2 separate regions of the Mus musculus genome follow, and region 2 is linked to region 1. The links are chromatin loops, found by intact Hi-C in ENCODE. Cell type or tissue: left cerebral cortex. All regions are shown on one strand. Links, peaks and the distances in the headings refer to the core of each region. The heading gives the core; the rest is flanking DNA.

Region 1 (2,912 bases), core at 104-2,603:
AGCAGAAGACAGGCCTTAGGTCTCAGAAACTCAGAGAAATGGCTGAGCTGTCATTAACATATCAAAGCAATATCTGGGGCTCCTCCCAGCACTTTTCAACCCTTTCCCTCCTCTAAACTTCTGAGAGCTGGGCTTCCACCTGCACAGCTCTTTTCCCTATGTAAGTCAGCCATTTTGGCTACATCATTCTCTTAGCCTATTTATTGGCTTGATTACCTGTCTTGTCTTTGTCAGTAGCTCCTTTCTTGCCCCCATCCCATCCCCTGCCCCCTTTCCTCCCATGGCCTGGTTTCCTCTGCCTGCCTTGTTCAGCTTGGCCTCTTTCCTCTCTCTGCTTTCTCCCTTGTATCTACCATAAAAATCCTCTCCTTACTTTAGGAGTAGTCATGTCCTCCTCCTTTCATTTCAGTTGTTTTTTTCATTCAGCTGGAACCCAGGAGATCCCCCTACACACACACTCACACACACACACACACACACACACACACACACACACTCACACACACTCACACTCAAACACTCACACACACTCACACACACACTCACACACACACTCAAACACTCACACACACACTCACACACGCACTCACACACGCACACACACACTCACATACACTCAAACACTCACACACTCACACACACGCACTCACACACGCACACACACTCACTCACACACACTCACACACACACACTCACACATGCACACAAACACTCACACGCACACTCACACACACACACATATTCACACACACACTCACACACACCCACACACACTCACATACACACATACTCACCACACTCTTGTGGCTGCTCTTTAATGGCAAAAGTGTAACATTTCGGGCAGAAGATACACTGCTTTATATGATTGTACTTTATCTTACTGCTTTGTCTTTTTCCCCTTAACCTAACTTTTAAAGAAAATTTGGTTCTACCTTTCACCAACTACTCTAAAAATTTCTCAGCCATTAGTTGAGAGAGGGAAGAACTAGATACTGAGGTCTGAAAACCCACCGGTACTGGTTTAATTGATTTAGCTCAGCTATTAGTCTTATTCTTACTTATTTTATTTCATTTGTGTTATTTTGAGACAGGGTGGCCTGTATCCCACACTGGCTTCAGACTCCCTGTGTAGCCAAGGATGGCCTTGAACTACTATTCTTCCTACCTGCACTTCTCAAGTGTGAAGATTGCAGGTCAACAGTGCATTTGTGTCAGGCTCACTATGAAGCCAAGGTTATTCTTGAATTCAACTCCTCCCTACCGTGGCATCTAGAGTGCTGAGGCTATAAATTGAAGCCTCTCATTTCCTGAAGAACTTCCTCTTTAACTGTCTTCTGATTCTGCATTAGAAAATTAAAAGAAGAGACACAATTTTTTTTATCAGTTACTCTTTTTCCATTGGCATCATTTAAGCAATGTTTTCCCTAGCCTGTAACCACAAAGAAAATCAGAGATGAAAAATCCCAAGGAATGTGGACACATTATAAATGTTATCAGAGGACATGTTAAAAGACAGAGGAAAAGGCTGGAGAGATGACCCAGTGGTAAAGAGCAGTGACTGCTCTCCCAGGTGTCCTGAGTTCAATTCTCAGCAACCACAGGGTGGCTCACAACCATCACAATAAGAGGGATCTGATGCCCTCTTCTGGTGAGTCTGAAGTCTGCTACAATGTACTCATAGACATAAAATAAATCTTTTAAAAAAATGACAGGAAAATTGACTCCAAAATGACAACTAGGAGCATTGTGGGATAATTGATTACTACTTCCTTGTTTAAAATTTGAGGCACTTTCTAGGAAGATAAGTATTTGAGACACGGATTCATACAGCTGCACGTCATGGGTGGTTGCAGGATAAATATTAACTTGATAACATGTTCTTTCTAGGCTGTCTCACGGACCTAGTACTACAGGCATCTTCAGCCAGTTTCCTGCCTCCTAGCAGCCACATTTGAAGTATTGTCGGAAGATCTGACCTCCCGCCTCTTGTCTTTTCCCATGATTCCTTCCGCACTAGTTTCCCGTGAACCCGAGGACTTCAAACAGCCATACTACAGGCCCAGGGAAGGCAACCCGCCCCATTAGTTATTATTGGCCAGTCATGGTTAGTCCCGTCCTACATGCTCAGGAAGAGGCGTTTGATTGGTTACGAGCGTGGCCGGAATCTGACGTATTAGGGGGCGTGGCTCAGGCTCAGCTTTCCACCCCCGTACAGCAGCACCATGTACCGCGCACTCCGTCTCCTCGCGCGCTCGCGTCGCCTCCTGCGGGTTCCGTCCGCCGGTGCTGCAGTGTCTGGGGAAGCGACCACCCTCCCGCGGTGTGCTCCGAACGTCGCGCGAATGGTGAGCGGGCATCTCGGGACCCGGCCTCCCCGGGGTGACCTTCACGTCAGAGTGTCCCGGGTGTCCCCGCGGGCCGCGCCTGGGCTCGGCGCCGGCCAGCACGCTCACCATCCGCCCCGGACGCGGCCTCCAGCCGAGTGTGTTGGGGCTGCGGGCAGCGCTGAGGGACGCGCTCCTTCCTGCTGGGGAGCCTGAGTGTCAGGGCAGACCTGCCCAATGCCTGAGCTTGCAGAGGCCTTCGGTCCAGGACACCTTCTCTGGGAAAGAGCGTGCACGGAGGCAGAGGGTGGGGGATGCCGGGGTGCAGGAGTAGCCCGAGGAAAGGGGAAGCCCCTTCCTTGTCCAGATCGCAAGCCCTGCTGGCTGGACACAGACAGGATGCTCCCCTAGGCTAGGGTCTGGCTTCTTGGTCCACCAGGGTGCTCTTTCCTGCTTTCAGGCCCTCGAAGTGGATGAAGCCAGTGTGTCTTCTGAACGGAAAGGCTTTGCTTCTTACTAACTTGACTATTTAGCTTGTGAGGTTACATGTGTTCTCTCTCACAACTGGGTGTAAAACTCCGAAATCCA
Region 2 (2,912 bases), core at 125-2,624, 1.1 Mb before region 1:
CCTCTCTTTCCACTGATGGCCGACTAGGCCATCTTCTGATACATATGTAGCTAGAGACACGGGCTCTGGGGGGTACTGGGTAGTTCATATTGTTGTTCCACCTATAGGGTTGCAGATCCCTTTAGCTCCTTGGTTACTTTCTCTAGCTCCTCCATTGGGGGCCCTGTGATCCATCCAATAGCTCACTGTGAGCATCCACTTCTGTGTTTGCTAGGCCCCGGCCTAGTCTCACAAGAGACAGCTATATCTGGGTCCTTTCAGCAAAATCTTGCTAGTGTATGCAATGGTGTCAGTGTTTGGAAGCTGATTATGGGATGGATCCCCGGATATGGCAGTCTCTAGATGGTCCATCCTTTTGTCTCAGCTCCAAACTTTGTCTCTGTAACTCCTTCCATGGGTGTTTTGTTCCCAATACTAAGAAGGGTCAAAGTGTACACACTTTGGTCTTCGTTCTTCTTGAGTTTCATGTGTTTTGCAAATTGTATCTTATATCTTGGGAATTTTAAGTTTCTGGGCTAATATCCACTTATCAGTGAGTACATATCATGTGAGTTCTTTTGTGATTGGGTTACCTCACTCAGGATGATGTCCTCCAGGTCCATCCATTTGCCTAGGAATTTCATAAATTCATTCTTTTTAATAGCTGAGTAGTACTCCATTGCGAATTTGCGTGTTATCCTTGCGCAGGGGCCATGCTAATCTTCTCTGTATCGTTCTAATTTTAGTATATTTGCTGCCGAAGTGAGCACATAACTGGGTTTTAAAAGAAACCCAAGTTCTCACTACAGGTGCTCTCCTTCCACCTCAGGTGCGCTAGCAGATTCTGTGGCCAGCACTTCAATCCTCTGTGCCATCTTGCTGATCCAAAAGACTTGTTTTTAAGTCACAATCTAAAACTTTTCAGCCATGGTTACTTATTCCTGGTGCTTTGGGCCTGGCAGCACCATGGCAGAGGATGTTCATCTCATGGTGCCTATGAAGCAAGGTGGGGAAGGGGCTGGAATGCCAATAGCCACTACAAGTGCCCACCCTCCAAATATGTCACTTCCTCTCCCTGAGCACTTCCCCTGAAAGGCACCCACAGAATAGGTACTGCATCTTAAACACTTGAGCCTTTGGGGGGGGTGTATTTAAAATTCAAACAACAGCATGGGAGAATTAGTGGTTTAGTGCTCATGTTGCCATAGCAGAGAAAATAAATTAGGAAATATAGACTTTGGGGGCATACCTTCATAGGCTGAAAGATGGTTGATTGCCAACATGGGTCTTGGTTTGGCTCTGCCATGGGTATGCTGGGTCAGAGTTTTAGAGTCCTCTGCTCTCTAGCCTAACATTCTGCCCAATTCAGACATTTCTACTGCAGCAGCCCCAGCAGCAGGTGGCAGTCTTGCCCATGACTGAATTCTCTTGGTGTCAGGAGATCATTTTTCCACCTCATTCTTTGTCACTGATAGATAGATCTAGACATCAGGTTTTTACTAATTATGTTGAAGTAAACTCTTCTGCCAGACATTCTCTTGTGTATTCCATGTCTGCTTTCTGGACTTCTTCAATATAGTCTTTATTCTTGTTTTACCTGAGACATGAAGCTGTCTGTTCTTCCTGACATTAGTCTCATTAGCTTTTGCAGTGGTTGGTGGACCAGCTGGCTCTTTCCATCAGCCAATTGTGTTCTGCTTTGTAGAGAGACTCACAAAATTGTGACTCCTGACAAACAGTGATGCAGAACATAGGACTGAAAACACTACTCAGTGGAAGAACACTGACCCAACATTCCCAAGGCCCTGGGTTCTATTCTAAGGCGGGTGGAGTATACAAGAACAGCACATGAATAGATACCAAGGCAGTGTTAACATTGGGTTTCCTTTTGGAGTGCTTTTCCATCTAATGAATTCTTTCTACCTTTGTCCTCTGTGCAGGACACTGCAGGAGGCTAATCTTGATTTAATACCTCCCTCAGGTGCCCTTGCTTTTTTATCCTGGTTGATATGGGTCAGTGGGAGACCTCTATAGAAGCTTTGGGGGGCCAGGGAGGAAAGATGGAGAAAGGCAGGGAGGGAGGGAGAGAGAACAGAAAAAAAGAGGCAGACAGACAGACACACATACAGAGAGAGAGACAGAGAGGATAAACTAGCCAAGGAGCTATTCCACAGAGCTGTCCCTAGTACCTGCTTCTTGTTACTTCCCTAGCTCTGTAATAGACCTGTATTCAAGTCCACCTGGCCCTTGGAGAGTGCAACCACTTCCTCCGGCATCATGGTGGGCACAGAAAGCACAAAGACCACAAACATGCTGAAGCATTTGAGCTGTACAAGGGCAGGTCTCCTGAGTCTGCATGTGTAAACCTATTTGTCTTAAGCTCCTAGATACATGATTTTGAACTTGGCCCCAGCGAGGGATTCAAGTTGGTGTCGAGGACTTGTGGCTGTTGGTTTTTATAATTAGCCTTCCTTCTCCACAACTGGTCAACAGTGTGCAGGTTTCATAAAAGTGTGATCTCTATCTTTGTCCATGGAGAGGCAGTCTAACATCATGAGGAAAGCTCAACTTTGGAGCAGAGAATGAAGTTTGAAGCAGAAGCCTCACAATACTGAAAACGAAACCTAAAGTCTATGAGCCCCAACTTCTGTATATACAGAGAGACAAAGATTATTTATAGACAAAAAAAAATCTTTATAGATAAAAAGAATGTCTGAAAGACATGTTTAGCAAATATGTCTGCCAATCTCTTATTCTCTGTTTAACCCAAAGTAGGGATTCAATGGATGGTGGTTTCATACATAGAAGGGGAATGATAACTATTTCAAAAAGATATGATGGGAATAAGGATCCTATCTGAGCTATGCAATCTGAGAATGGAAGAAGCATAGTCCACCTATGAATGGTGTGGGGTGAACAGGGAGTAGGAAGAA

Evidence for each region. A loop is a pair of places that touch in the nucleus more often than their neighbours do. Peaks named below come from ENCODE experiments on the same cell type or tissue, not always from the same donor. Only the 100,000 strongest peaks of a DNase experiment are listed, where the experiment ranks them.
Region 2: a loop joins it to region 1, with 5 times the contacts of the local background. A loop is called at or near these places in 2 of 42 quality-filtered maps.

What each region holds. Positions count from the first base shown.
Region 1 is chr1:175,624,884-175,627,795 of GRCm38, reverse strand. It overlaps Fh1 (fumarate hydratase 1), which reads left to right and starts at 2,161. Exons shown (of 10, transcript NM_010209.2): 1 at 2,161-2,345. The coding sequence starts at 2,223. In left cerebral cortex, for the core only: CTCF peaks have their summits at 1,647 (motif pointing left) and 2,319; DNase peaks (open chromatin) are centred at 1,657 and 2,121; H3K4me3 peaks cover 1,034 bases; H3K27ac peaks cover 936 bases.
Region 2 is chr1:176,698,454-176,701,365 of GRCm38, reverse strand. It overlaps Gm26104 (a small nuclear RNA gene), which reads right to left and starts at 749; the gene lies at 640-749. In left cerebral cortex, for the core only: CTCF peaks have their summits at 1,384 (motif pointing right) and 2,510; DNase peaks (open chromatin) are centred at 1,382 and 2,523.